Linked DNA regions of Mus musculus: region 2 is linked to region 1. The links are chromatin loops, found by intact Hi-C in ENCODE. Cell type or tissue: heart. All regions are shown on one strand.

The links. Hi-C counts contacts between places; a loop is a spot of excess contacts. Peaks named below come from ENCODE experiments on the same cell type or tissue, not always from the same donor. Only the 100,000 strongest peaks of a DNase experiment are listed, where the experiment ranks them.
Region 2: it touches region 1 in a loop (2.0-fold over the local background); 2 of 42 quality-filtered maps call a loop at or near these places.

What each region holds. Positions count from the first base shown.
Region 1 is chr13:91,474,203-91,482,202 of GRCm38, reverse strand. The region is part of intron 1 of Ssbp2 (single-stranded DNA binding protein 2); the gene reads right to left. Among named protein-coding and RNA genes, the nearest start is that of Ssbp2, 17 kb to the right of the region's middle. In heart, a CTCF peak has its summit at 836 (motif pointing left); a DNase peak (open chromatin) is centred at 4,002; H3K27ac peaks cover 861 bases.
Region 2 is chr13:91,560,016-91,568,015 of GRCm38, reverse strand. It overlaps Ssbp2 (single-stranded DNA binding protein 2), which reads right to left. Exons shown (of 17, transcript NM_024272.4): 4 at 3,322-3,406. Among named protein-coding and RNA genes, the nearest start is that of Gm41016, 30 kb to the right of the region's middle. In heart, no CTCF peak of the experiment used is centred here; no DNase peak of the experiment used is centred here.

The DNA.
Region 1 (8,000 bases):
GCTTTGTTTTGACTTGTTTTTAGTTATACACATATACACAGTTTGGGAACTTGAGAAGATAAAATCCTGAGTGGATAAATGAAAAGGTCTGTGGTCATCTCAATCATCATGGCCGGTGAATAAAAACTGGGTGTCTGAACTCTGCAGAGCATTGAGGAGCTGGGTTTCAAGGCCTTAACACACGTCCATATGGTGGTCTTCGATTTGGCACTTCATATCCAGCCAAAATGACCTTTTAGGAACTGGAAAGTCCAAGCATTTAAACACTCCATTCAAAATAGAAAGACATCTCAAAACCATACAATATTTGTATTTCAAAAACTAAAATCTGCAAAAATCATTTCATGCTACCATCTTATCTGCAATGTTTTAACTCTTTTTGGTGCATCTAAATATGAAAGCTAAAACTTACCTTCTTCAAAATAAAGAGGTAAAGTCCATGATCCATAAAATATATAAGTGCTTCTAATATAAAGACATTAAAAGTGGGTGTTCTTCATGAACACAGCAGTTGTCTTTACAGTATAGATCCATACAAGCAGTGAAGGGCATTATCAGACACTCTGTATTTCCTCATAATATGTAAACAATACGTTCTTTATTTTAAATAAAACTGTTCTGCATTCACACAACAGATTCCTATCAAACTCTGAAGATTAAGTGGAATCCCACACACTTAATTTAGTCAGTGAAGCTCTAAATTGTTATCTACTGGTGTTGGAGAGATGACTCATTGGTTAAGAGCACTGACTGCTTTCCCGAAGGTCCTGAGTTCAAATCTCAGCGACCACATGGTGGCTCACAACCATCCATGATGAAATCTGATGCCCTCTTCTGGTGAGTCTGAAGACTGCTACAGTGTACTTAGATATAATAATAAATAAATCTTTGAATAAAAAATTAGCCCTTTAAAAAAATGTTATCTACCAGAAAAGGGACAATTTGTTTGTTTTCGTCTTCTGATGCTTTTTCATAAGAACTTCCCTTTTTACATGATGTTCAGGGACTTGGAGGAGGAAAGGATTTAATTATAATTTTAAAACATGAAAAAATAAAGTGTCAAAATTTTCTCAAGTTCTGGATAAATAATTTTCTTATCATTAAAAGGGGCTCTTAGAAAATAATTTAAAGTGGCAAAACTCTTCTACTTGCATAATTTCAAGAGATTTAAATTTAAAATATTTTAAAACACTTATAAGTTTTGTAACCTTGTTCTTCATTGAGCAAGGTAAGAATTCCAGAATCCATCAAGAACAGACAATGTCTGCAGTATAAGTTCATTTCAATGTCAATCACAAAATAAAAACTATCAGTCATAAGAAGAAAAACATAACGACTCCAGCAACCTCAAGATTCTACTGGATGGAAGAAATAATGCAGTGCTCACAATGGCAAACAAGCATAAGGAAAAGACGTTCAAACAGCTAAGAACTGGGCCCTCCTGCTGGGCAGTGGTGGCACACACCTTTGATCCTAGCACTTGGGAGGCCAGCCTGGTCTACAGAGTGAGTTCCAGGACACCCAGGGCTACACAGAGAAACCCTATCTTGAAAAACTAAAAAAGAAAAAAAGAAAAAGAGAACTGGGCCCTCTCAGTTTTGGTAAATGGAAGCTGTGAGAAGCCTCCCCAAGATATAAACACCGGGAAATAAAATACTTGCAGCAATACAATTATCTCCCGAAGACCCACTGAGAGTGGCAACTTCCATCTGAAAGAAGGCCCAGAATCCAAAATTTATTAAAGCATTATCAAAGTCATAATTACCTGGGAAAAAAATCCCAATCAAAAATGGCAAGTTGTGTCTTCTCTTCTGGTCCCAGGTGCTGCGGGTCATGGTACAGACATGGCTAAGTCCAAGAACCTCACCACACACAACCAGTCCCGCAAATGGCACAGAAACGGCATCAAGAAACCCCCGTCACAAAGATACAAATCTCTTAAGGGGGTTGACCCCAAGTTCCTGAGGAACATGCGCTTTGCCAAGAAGCACAACTAGAAAGGATGAAGAAGATGCAGACCAACAATGCAAAGGCCGTGACTGCACATGCAGAGGCCATCAAGGCCTTGTGAAGCCTCAGGCCATCAAGCCCATGATGCCAAAGGGCCCCAGCCGCAAACTCAGCCGTCTGGCTTTCATCCCTCACCCCAAGCTTGGGAAGTGGATTTGAAGCTACATGGCCAAGGGGCGTAGGCTCTGCCAACCAAAGTCCAAGTTCAAACCAAGGCAGAGGCTGCAGCTCCAGCAAAGGCCCAGGCTCCCAAAAGGTGCCCAGGCCCCTGTGAAGGCTCCTGCCAGTGTGAAGACAAACGGACTGCTGTGAGACACCCACCCACACACATTTGCAGACTACCAGTGTCCTATGCTGTTTTTACAAATTAACTTGAGACAAGATCAAAAAGCAAAAAAAAAATATCAAGTTGTACTAATAAACAGGCAGAAGGATGGCATTTTCTGACTAGACTCAGGACCCATTGTTTTGTTAAATTAGGGATACACAGGGGGAGTCGTAGATGATGTAGAAACAAGCTATACCTGTCCCTTTGCCTTTTATACTATCTTAAGTACACGGATAAAAATGGCCCTATGTTTATATGCTGCACTGCTTCCATACTCACAATAGACAAGAAAAAATTAGAATAGACATAACAATAACCTTAAATATTTAGTGTATGTTTATGATTTTGAACTGTTTGTATTTTACACTGTTCTTATTAATCATTTTACTTGTTTACATTTAAATATTATCCCCCTTCTTGGTCGACTATTTACTGTCCTAAAGAGCTGGAAAAGCTAGACTATGATACTCTTCACCTTGGTTTGGCCTGCACTCTGGCATAAGTAGCTCCCTCTCTCAGGCCTATTCCAAGTAACAATGGGCTACTGTATACAGAAAGAACTCATACAGTCAAAGCTGCTGGCATTATCAAGAGGACAACCAAACTATTGAGAATATGCACAACACAGGAAAACCTAGAAAATGACTGAGAAAGCCTCATGAAATTGAGCAGAAATATTTCTTTTACTTAAACAGTGGCATGTGAAGATGGCTGATTTAACCACCAGATCAAGACCATGGCCTCTGAGTTATGTTTTACAAACACACACACTATCTTATTCAAGAAAAAAAAATTGATCTGTACGTATTTTATAGTTGATTTTAAGTGAATATAAGCATTCACTTTGAATTCATTTAAGTAAATATAAGCACTAAGTTACTAAAGAAAACTACACATGAGCTCTGCTTAGAATAGCAGTGAGTATAAGTAAGCTTTGTCTCCTGCTGGACAGTATGCATTATATTAAATATATTGATACAACTAAATTTATTGTATTTTTATAATATAAAAAGATAGCTCATATATTCGTAGCTGCATTTCAAACCTCTAATCAGTCATGAGATGAACTGTGTACTCTGTACTTTAATGATACAAACTGGTTCTAATTTATACCCTACATTTTTTAATCCAAATATACTTTCAAACGACAAAATAATTCTTAGTAAGAAATTGACATTTACCAGTTACTCACAACATACTTTATAAATATCACTACTGACAAGAAAATCGAAGCTTTATCATATCAGAGGACACATGATAAATTAGCCAAACTCAGCGTGCCACCCTTGCACTTGTATAAATGTACACTGTTGCAAATGACAAGCGCATTTACCAATCTGCTATACTACCACTAGATGAAATGAGGTTGCTTTTGTTTAACACCTCAGATTACATGTTTCCTGCTTTAGGGATGGTAAAGAGTAAACTCTGGGTCCCTGCCTACTTAACAACTTCAGAGGGGGCCCAACAGCTTTGGGAGGAATTCTAAATTAATCCCTGGCTTTCCAGAGGAGCTGTGGCTTCTCTCTGAAACCTCGTCCCCCCTTCCCCGGCCGCCATACACACACACACACACACACACACACACACACACACACACACACACACACTCAGCACTGCTGGACTTTCTGTTTCTTGACAGGCTCAGTCGATCCTCCTGGCTGTCTCCCAAGCACAGACTGTTCCCTATGCCAATTGCTCTGTTCACTTCTCTGGCAAGGTTTGTCTTCTCACTGCTGGATCTGCTGCCTTATACAGTACCTGGCAAACAGCAAGACCCTGAATAAGTATTTAATGAGTAAATGGATGACAGAATTTAAACTTGTTTTAACTTTTGCTTTTGAGGAGGTATTTATTGGGAACCTGGAAAATGACCAGTGTACACAAATGTTATCACCTGTCATTTTTGCCCCTCCTACTCTTTACTCTTTCCATTCTGCTCCTGGCCTGTGAAAATCTTGTGTATTTTCTTACCTTCTTCCCCTCAATCAAACTCACTTTTATTTTACTTGTGTCTGTCTCTCCCTCCCCCTCTCCCCCTCTAACCCCCCTCTCTCTGTGGTAGGGGGAGGGCACTGAGACAAGGTCTCCTGTAGTCCAGGAGCCATATAGTCAAGGCTGTTCTTAAAATTCTGATCCTCCTCCTGCATGCTGTAAGATATATGTGCACCATGAAAATACACTTTGGTTAAAAGATGTGTTTAATGGAGCTGGAGAGATGGCTCAGTGGTTAAGAGCACTGCCTGCTCTTCCTGAGGTCCTAATAAGTTCAATTCCCAGCAACTACATGGTGGCTCACAACCATCTGTAATGAGATCTGATGCCCTCTTCTGGTGTGTCTAAAGACAGCTACAGTGAATTCATATACATAAAATAAATGAATCTTTAAAAAAGATGTGTTTAAGAAACGCTGGCATGAGATTCAGGAAAACTGTCTCGGGCTAGAAGGTATGGCTTAGTGGTAGAGCACTTGCCTAACATATACAAGGCCCTAGGTTCTCTCCTGGTACTATATACAATTATGAGGGGACAGTGGGCTCATGCTTTGGGGTCACAGTCCTCTCTTGTCACCCAGAACTCAAGCACATGTGCCATGTCACTCACTTCCTCACAAGGCCTAGCTGCATGTACAGGACTGTTTGTATCAATTAAGTTGTGTTTCTGATAGTAAAATAACTAAATAATAAAATAAAGGTAGGGTTTTATACAAGTGCCTTTGGGTTGTTTTGCTTTGTCTTCATTAAACAATTCTTCAAAATTCCTAGGCATGTGTGCATATAGAAAAAAATCTGCAAGGTCATATGGTTATTTTTACTTTCTTCTTTTCTGTTGGGTGATGGGAAGATGCAATACACACATCTACTCACCTCAGACAGGAAGACTACACAACAGACCAAAGTACAGATAACACCAAAGTCCAACTTGCTGAACCAATGAGTTCTATTGGGGTTACTGCCCACCCCAGCATGGATGACAACTCACAAAGCTGGGAACCTGGAGAACACCACAAAGTTGAGTTCAACAGGTTGGAGAGTGATCTTCCCAAGTGACTCTGACCTAATCTCTCCCAGGCAGCTGGTCTGGTCTCAGACTTAGCAGCTCAGTCTCACTGCTTACTCTGGCAGGGAGGAGCCTATTGACTCTGCTCTGTTTCAGGAACTTCCTGAAGTTATTTTAAGCTGTTTACCTTCCTGCCTAGGGAGCTTCCTGCAGGATAGAATGTTTTAATCTTGGGGGAAATTGCTGATCAATAATTCGCCTTACCTGTATTTTTTTAAGTTATTTTTCCCATAATGCATTTTGTTTAAACACTAATGGCCTACTGACTGGTAGGCCCAGCAAGCAGTTATTAATTTAGTTTTATTAACTATACCACAATCACTTCCCAATTACCTTTTAGAGATGACCCCTTTATTCTACTTTAAGATTCAGAAAGCTTCTAAAAATTAATTGACAAAAAAAGCTAACACTGTAACCTATCCTAAAACTCATTTTTAAAAGTTATACATAGTCGCCTATCTACTAAAAGAAAAAAAAATCCACTTACTGGCTTCTTTCTCATACCCTATAGTAACCCATTATTGTCATAATTTAATAAAATTTAAAGTACAAGAAAGTAGACAACAGTAATTAACAAAACCTCTTCACAATGTGACAGAACCAGCAAACACTTCCCATTTAGAAGATGTGTCAAGTGAAACCACCCTCTGCCTCCTGCAGTTTTCTTCTGCTTGTTCTTTCTCAAGGAAAGGCTCTCCACACCTGCCACCTCCATCTCTGCCTTATCCCCAAAATACTAACACTGCCCAGGCATGGCCTATTTTAATCTCAGCACTCAGGAGACAGAGCAGAGACAAAGGCAGGTAGATCTCTGTGTTCCTGGCCAGCCAGGGCTACAGTTACATAGTGAGATTCTGTCAGAACCAACCAACAAGCACAACAACTCCCACCAAAGGCACCCTCCACTGCAGCTTTTCTCCCAGATCACAGGAGGAATCATAATTTTAAAATCCAGCCCTGGCTAACATCTTATTCCCTTCTAGGTCTGCCAAAGTTAACCCCCCTCTGGAAACTCCCCTTCCTGACACGATGCTTTATGAGGTCCCCTCATTTCTGTTTGCTGATCTTTTTCAGTCTAAATCTGAATCTTTCACTCTACCTGGCTTTTACATATTCTCCAAGGTTTATCTTCCTTCAGTTTCCTCACTTTCTCCCCCCACATTCCCAAGAACACATTTCCTTCCCACCTCATGATACATAACAGAAGAAAATCTGGGCTCTAGAAAAGGGCTCATGACTAATCTACATTGGTAGAAGTCAGGTAAGGTAGGAACAGATAGATGCTTCTGGGTCTTTTCTTCAGGTGGGTGCTTAGTCACACTTTTCTGTTCAGTTGGTAAAAGTTCAGCAAGCTATGCACTGAAGATAAATGCATATTCCTGTTTGGATCTCATACCTCCATGACAGTATTTAAGTGAATGAGCTAAACCTGGGCATGGATTGCAGCTCAGACAAGCATTGTTTACAAGACTACTAAGCTTACTAAATAAGCCTTGGTTCCCTCCATCAGCAATGTGAGAGCAACAACTCTCAGAAGGCATGGAACAGAGCTTGAAAGCAAGTACTGTATGCTTCTAAATAGTACATCTCTGCCCCACCACTTCTCCCTTCCAGTATCTCCAGCCTAGATTTTCCCTCTGAACTCAAAGTCCGACTTATCCAACTCCCCCCACCCCCCAGCGGCTCCATCTCTAGTTATGAATGGCATTTCAATCTGAGCGTCCTCCTTCTCACACTTCCCCATCCTTACTCCTGTACTTCCTCCGCATCTGTGACTGAAACATAATAGACATCTTAAAAATCCTACTTTTTACATTGAAGCCCCTGAATCCAGTGTATTCTATATCCTGAAACTGCTACTGTATTAGTCCAACAACAACAACAAACAAGGTAACCATATAAAACTGTACTGTCACAGTAGCTTGATTACAAAAGTTTCCTAAGATACCTGTCCCCTTACCCAGTTCTCCATATTACTTACAAAATTATTATTCCAAAATGTATCTCATGATATAACTTTCCTGCTTAAAATTCCTTATCTCATAGATCAAGCTGTCATTCAAGGTTACAACCAAAGTAGTTTAACTTACCACGCATATCGTCTATAGTACCAACTTTACACCAAATTTACAGCAGTCTACCAACACAGTTCAACCTCACACTGAGAATATTCAGAGAATACCACATCTATATGGACTTCTTTTGTCATATTCCAGAAACAATATAACAACTGCCTACATTTATTCACACTGCACTAGATAAATAATCTAAAGAAGACTGAAAGTACCTGAGGGATTGTGGGGACACTGCATGCAAACAGTATACCCTATCGTGTAAAGGACTTGAATGTCCACACATAGGATCCATGGGGGAGGGGGGGTCCTAGAACACATAAACTAAAACCAGATACCATTTCTCTTTAATGTCTCCATGTTTGTGTGCATGTTTCTTCTAGAATGCTCTTTAACTGACCATCCCCCAGCTACCTATCCTTACCCTCTAGAATATTAGTACCTTTTCTCAGAGGCCTCCTGGAGCCTCCTGCTTACACATTAGAGCTCTTGCTACCAGGGTGGTAAGTGCTGATAGCGAGCCCTGGGAA
Region 2 (8,000 bases), 86 kb before region 1:
AGTTCTATCTCAAGATCCTTTTATACCAATCACTCCTAGGCACATACATAAAAGGTACTCCATTATACGACAAGGATACTTGCTCAATTATATTCATAGCAGGTTTATTCACAATAGTCAGAAACTAAGCCAGGCGTGGTGACTCACACCTTTAATCCCAGCACTCGGGAGGCAGAGGCAGGTAGATTTCTGAGTTCGAGGCCAGCCTGGTCTACAGATTGAGTTCCAGGACAGCCAAGGCTACACAAAGAAACCCTGTCTCGAAAAACCACAAAAAAAAAAAAGTCAGAAACTGGAAACAACCCAGATGTCCCTCCACTGAAGAATGGATAGAGAAAATACTCAGCTATTAAAAACAAAGACATCACGAAATTTTCAGAAAATTGGATGGAACTAGAAAAGATTATTCTGAGTGAGGTAACCCAGACCTAGAAAGGCAAACATTGTATGTACTCATAAATGGATATTAGCTGTAAGGAATAATCAAGCTACAATCTACAGACCCAAAGAAACTAAGTAGCAAGGAAGGTTCAAGGGAGGAAGCTTGAATCTCCTTGAGAAGGGAAATAAAACAGACATTGGGGTGAAGAGAGAAAGGGACCAGGGTGGGGAGGGGAGGGAAACAGAAGAGGTCAAGTATGGGGAGGATGGAGGGAGAGAGAACTGGAACTGGGGTGGAGTGGGCATACATCTCTGGGATGAGCTGGAAATCGAGGACAATGGAAACTCCCAGGAGTCTATGAGAGTAACCCTAGCTAAGACCTCTAACAAGAGAAGTGAAAACATACCAAAAAGTGAAAATAATTTTAAAGAAATCTCCTTAATAGAAAATTAATAGTCACTACAGATATGTAAATCATTCAAATTATGTAAAGAAAACCTAAAGTGATGACCCAAATATAAAAAGATAATTAACATTTTAGTTAGGGGATTATACCTATTATTTACTTTAAGCTTTTACCAGTTCATTTTTTAAAAATAGAGTTATTTTATGTAGATAAAAGCTAATAAAATTTTTTCAAAAAAATAATAAAAATGAGGCAGTTTTTAATCACCTGACAATTTAAAAATATAAGTAAATTTATTCTAAAGTCATTAACAAATTTGTTTAGTCTAAAGAATTTAGCCATTGAAAAAAATGTAATTCAGAATGCTTCCTTGGGAACTACCATGAAAACCATCAGGAAACATTTGCCCTCAGATGGAAATGACTGCACAATAGGCTCTGAACCCGTGACACATAGAAGTGAGAGGGTGTTCTGCTTCCCCCTCCCCCATCTTCTCCCACATCTTTCAAACTCCTTGCATGCATGAGTTATACAGATCTATTTCAGAAACTGTACTATTCAAGAATCGGGAAATAGTCATGAGTGTTTCTATAAGTAAGTTACAGAGAATAAATGAGTTTCTAAGAACACAGCAATTGTCACACCAGCACTCAGGAAGTCCCGGTGAATGAAGCGGACTGGAAGCAGCTGTGAGGACATGAGGTGCTCGCTTTATCTACCCATGTCTGTAAAATCAGGCTCGAATGAGTTCAGTTTTCCTCATAAAGCCTCAATGTGAACAGTAGGGTGGCTCTTACCACAGCATGGAATTAATTTCTTGTTTTAAAGATTTATTTGTGTGTGCATGTGTGTCCGCACATATGCATGCCATGTGTTTACAGCTGTCAGGGAGTATCATATACCCTGAAGCAGTTGTAACATACCACAATATTAATTAATTAATAATTAGTTTAAAGAGAAGGTGCTAGGAGCCACACTCAGGAGCTGGCATCTGAGAGACCAGCAATTCCTCTCAGTGACTGACCAACCTCTCTGGCCCCAGTTAGTTCCTTAAGCTTCTATAATGATAGAGCGCTCTCTAGTGCATTCCAATTTGAAAAATTAGTAGGCGTGTTTATAACTTAATGGTAGCACCATTCTCTACACATGTCTCTCTGTGAAGGACAGGAGAGATGAAGAATCCAGCTCTGCCCAGGCAGATGCCTTGGAATGCCCATGGCTGAGACAGTTTAACTTTCTCTCATTGCACCTGTGTAGAAGAACAAAACAACACTGCTCTGGTTACCACAGTTTGCAGACCTAACACTTATCTGCCTTTGTGTTCTCCTTGTCCCAGGAGCTGATAAATACAAATGGTATCAGATAGTGTGATCACAGCAAGCCATGCATCAAGGCACAGGCCCTGCCACCTACCCAGGAACCTAACTTCTCACCCTGCACAACTTTCTGCCACTACTTAGGGCTTATGAGTTTTCTAGACAAGACTCTTGGTTTTAAACTCATTTTTCCCTTTAGAAGAACAAAATATGTTTTTCTTTTGAGACATAGTTCCATTTTTAAAGATTTTTCTGCAGAATGATCGTCCCTCTGCCACCAAGACATGTATCTCTTTGGTTAAGTACGTGTCACTGGATACTTCTTTAGGCTCCAGGCGTGACTATTTTCAGAAGAGGAAGGCAGAATTTCCTCCATCCCAGACTCAATCTATATTTCTTCTCTGCTCAGCTATACAAGGAGACCCCTCACAGGACTATCTTACATGTAACATTATCATGAAGAAATTTACTTCAATATAATCTGATTTGTAAAGTGAAAATTGTATTTTATAAGGCATACTTAAGCAAAGGGGCGTATATTGCCTTTAAGAATCTTTTTAAATAAATCACATTTTTATTTTGCTTAGAATTTTTAGGTCTCTTTCATATTTTCTTTAATTCAAACAAGTTTTATTTGAATTTTATAGATGTGGTAAAAGTATTCTTTATTTTTAATTCACTGGTTTTTTTTTTTTTTTTTACTTCTGTGCAAGAGTATATTATTTACATGGAGCTTAAGATGTTTTTTTTTAATATAAAGAAATACTGTTACATTTATACACATTTGAAACTTCAGGTGCTGAGAATATAATTCAGTAGTAGCGCATCTGTCAATCATGTGTGAGGTCCTGGGGCTGATCTCCAGTAATTCTCCCCACCCCGCCTCCAAAAAAAGCAAGTGAATTCAGACAGACGGTGATTACACAACTGAATAGATCTGAGTGTACGACTCTGTGATTTTCCACATCACATATGCCTAACGGTAAGTCCCTTTCATGTTGGGACTTACTCCCACTCTATACGCTAAGTTTCAGCAAACATCAAACATCCTTTCCTACTGCTGCTTTAATTATGAGCCATCCTTTTTTTAAGGTATACAGGTATAGCTCTTAAGTACCACAGGAAAAAAGTGAAATGGCCCAAGATGTTTTTGAAGTGCAGTGTTAGAAAAGAAAACCGAGTAATGACACTTTGTTACCAAGTGCGCGCTCTCTTACATAATCATGGAAGGCTTTAGCTTCGCTCGAGTGTTCACAGGTTTCCCGTCTCTCTGGAGCTGCACAGTAGAGATCCCAAAATACACTGGAAAGTAATTATGGAACATTAAGAAAATCATTAATATGAGAGGACAAAAAAAAAATCACAGTTCAACAAACATTAGGCACATAACTCTTTATGCAAACCCTTTCTTCTTAAGAACATGTATTATTTCTCTGAAAGATTTAAGGTCAGACAGATCCCTTAATGCCAAAACTATATTTTACCTAAACATTTTTCTGAACTGTTAAGCATTCTCCTAAAAGGAAAAAGTAATTATAAAACAAGATGGTTCTTTGTCTGGTCCTGAGAACCAAACCCTTGTGGATAAGGTGCTGGAAACCTTTGTTCTTATAACTGGCTGCTCACGTGACTGACAATTAGCTGAACTAAAGCTTCAGCCAACTCTCCCATGAAGGACAGACGTGTAAGTGACGTCCTTCTGTAACTAATAATAAAGTTCTCTTCCTTCTTTGCAAGGCTATCTTCTCAGGCAGCTCACAGGCCGCCTCCCTAACCAGAACACTGCATTCATTACACAAACGAGATTTTCTCAAAATCTCTACTTTTCCTTCTTCAATAACGAAAATAGGTTAATAATTTTGAAACTAATCATCCCAATCATTCCTGCAAATAATTCAAAAATTATACTTAAAAATAAAGGCCCTGGCCATCTTTGCAGCTATCAAGTTAACCCTGAACAGGAAAGAGGAGTTAAGGACACAGCAGCAGGTGTGCACAGGCCGCATGCAAACAAAGTCCATCACATTATATTATTGCACCTTTCTAAGTCTAGCACGTCAAAGGTAAACACTACCTCAAATGGTCAGAACACAGCTTTCATAACAGGACAGACACACTGCCCTTGTAAGGATGAATAAAATATCAAGCTATAATCTGTGTGAGGGCACAGGAACCTTTCACCTTTGACACATCATTTAGTCTTTCTGGTTCTTTCTCTCATCAAAAAGAAAGAAACACAGTAGTCCTGGTAACGAAGAGCATCAATACAGCAGGACTATCTTCAAGAAGATAACCACACCTAGCCTCCGTGGGCATGAACTCAGCAGACAGTCCCACGGTCACCAGGGGACTTGGCACTCAACAGGCGCCCTCGCATGCCCAGGATCTTAGGATCACTGGTGAGTGGAACACAACATCTGTTCCAAAACAATCTCATTGGGCCTATGCCAGCAGTAGGGACATAGGAAACCCGCCTGACCAGGGGCTCAGGGCCCTTCTGGTCGACACCAGGTCCAGGACACCTTGGGCACAAACTCGGTGAACAGTCCCACAGTCCCCAGAGGTCTCTCCACGCCACAGGTGCTCTAGCAGCCCCAGGATCTTAGGATCACTGGAGAGTAGAATACAACATCTGTTCCAAACCAACTGCAATGGGTCTGTGACAGCAGGAGCAAGGACACAGGAGCCCTGCCTGACCAGCAGCTCGGGTTCCTTCTGATCAGTGCTGGTATATCTTGGATTCGAACGCGCCAGACAGCCCCACAGACCCCACAGGAGATACTACTTCCAAGCACTGTAAAATGCCAAGGGTCTTAGGAGTTCAGGATACCAGGATACAAGGAGTTTGGTCACACCAGGATCTCAGGGTCTCAGAGGAAGCTTGACTGCCAAGAATTCTGAAACACCCAGAATGCGATTATAGGAAGGAGAGGCTCCAATCAGATATATTGAGGGCAGCAAGCACTTGAAATAATCAGATGGCAGGAGGCAAGCATAAGAACAGAAGCAACAGAAACCAAGGTTGTTTGGCATCATCAAAACCAAACTCTCCCACCATAGTAAGTCCTGGATACACCATCACACCGGAAAAGCAAAATATGGATCTAAAGTCACTTCTCATGATGATGATGGAGAACTTTAAGAAGGACATAAATAACTCCCTTAAAGAAATTCAGGAGAACATAGGTAAACAGCTAGAAGCACTAAAAGAGGAAACACAAAAATTACTTAAAGAATTACAGGAAAACACTACCCAACAGGTGAAAGAATTGAACAAAACCATCCAGGACATAAAAAATTGAAGTAGAAATAGTAAAGAAATCACAAAGGGAGACAACTCTGGAGACAGAAATCCTAGGAAAGAAATCAGGAACCATAGATGCAAGCATCAGCAACAGAATACAAGAGATGGAAAAGAGAATCTCAGGTGCAGAAGACTCCATAGAAAACAAGGACACAACAATCAAAGAAGATACAAAATGCAAAAAGATACTAACTCAAACGATCCAGGAAATCCAGGACACAATGAGAAGACCAAGCCTAAGGATAACAGGCATAGATGAAGACTTTCAACTTAAAGGGCCGGTAAGTATCTTCAACAAAATTATAGAAGAAAACTTCCCTCACCTAAAGAAAGAGATGCCCTTGAACATACAAGAAACCTACAGAACTCCAAATAGACTGAACCAGAAAAGAAATTCCTCCCAACACATAATACTAAGAAGAACAAATACACTAAATAAAGACAGAATATTAAAAGCAGTAAGGGAAACAGGTCAAGTAACATAATAAGGCAGACCTATTAGAATTACACCAGTTTCTCTCAGCAGAGACTATGAAAGGCAGAAGATCCTGGACAGATGTTAAATGGACCAAAATAGAACACAAATGCCAGCCCAGGCTACAATACCCAGCAAAACTCTCAATTACCATAGATGGAGAAACCAAAGTATTCCATGACAAAACCAAATTCACACAATATCTTTCCATGAATCCAGCCCTTCAAAGGATAATAAAGGGAAAACTCCAACACGAAGACGGAAATGACACTCTAGAAAAAGCAAGAAAGTAATTCTTCAACAAACCTAAATGAAGATGGGGCAAGAACAGAATACCAGCTCTAACAACAAAAATTACAGAAAGTAACAATTACTTTTCCTTACTATTGCTAATATCAATGGACTCAATTCCCCAATAAAAAGACATGGACTAAGAGACGAGCTACATAAACAGGACCAAACATTTGCTGCATACAGGAAACCCACCACAGAGACAAAGACAGAGTAAAAGGAAAATCAATTTTCCAAACAAACGTCCCAAGAAACAAGCAGGAGTAGCTATTCTAATATCCAATAAAATTGAATTCCAACCCAAAGTTATCAAAAAAGAAAAGGAAGGACACTTCATACTCATCAAAGGTAAAATCTTCCAAGATAAACTCTCAATTCTGAATATCTATGCTCCAAATGCAACGGCATCCACATTCATTAAAGAAACTTTTGTAGAGCTCAAAGCACACATTGCACAGCACACAATAATAGTGGGAGACTTTAACACCCACTCTTATCAATGGACAGATCCTGAAAACAGAAATTAAAAAGAGACACAGTGAAACTAACAGAAGTTATGAAACAAATGGATTTAACAGATATCTGCAGAACATTTTATCCTAAAACAAAAGGATATGCCTTCTTAGCACCTCATGGTACATTCTCTAAAATTAACCATATAATCAGTCACAAAATAAGGCCTCAACAGATACAAAAAATATTGAAATTATCCCATGCATCCTATCAGATCACTATGGACTAAGGCTGATCTTCAATAACAACATCAATAATAGAAAGCCAACATTCATGTGGAAGCTGAACAAAACTCTACTCGATGATAACTTGATCAAGGAAGAAATAAAGAAAGAAATTAAAGACTTTTTACAATTTAATGAAAATGAAGCCAAATACACCCAAACTTATGGGACATAATGAAAGTAGTCCTAAGAGGAAAACTCAAAGCTCTGAGTGTGGCCATAAAGAAACTAGAGAGAGCACACACTAGCAGCTTCACACCACACCTAAAAGCTCTAGAACAAAAGTAATCAAATTCATCCAAGAGGAGTAGATGGCAGGGAATAATCTAACTCAGGGCTGAAATCAACCAAATAGAAACAAAAAGAACTATACAAAGAATCAAGCAAACCAGGAGCTGGTTCATTGAGGAAATCAACAAGATAGATAAACACTTAGCCAGACTAACTAGAGGGTACAGGGACAGTATCCTAATTAACAAAATCAGAAATGAAAAGGGAGATATAACAATAGAACCTGAGGAAATCCAAAGCATCATCAGATCCTACTTCAAAAGGCTATACTCAACAAAACTGGAAAACCTGGTTGAAATGGACAAATTTCTAGACAGATACCAGGTACCAAAGTTAAATCAGGATCAGATTAACAATCTAAACAGTCCTATATCCCCTAAAGAAATAGAAGCAGTCATTAATAGTCTCCCAACCAAAAAAAGACCAGGACCAGATGGGTTTAGTGCAGAGATCTATCAGACCTTCAAAGACGACCTAATTCCAATTCTTCACAAACTATTTTGCAAAATAGAAACAGAAGGTACTCTACTCAATTTATTCTATGAAGCCACAATTACTCTGATATCTAAACCATATAAAGACCCAACAAAGGAAGAAAACTTCAGACCAATTTACCTTATGAATATCAATGCAAAGCTACTCAATGAAATTCTTGCAAACTGAATCTAAGAACACATCAAAACGATCATCCATCATGATCAAGTAGGCTTCATCCCAGGGATGCAGGGATGATTTAATATATGGAAATCCATCAAAGTAATCCACTATATAAACAAACTCAAAGGAAAAAAAAAACCA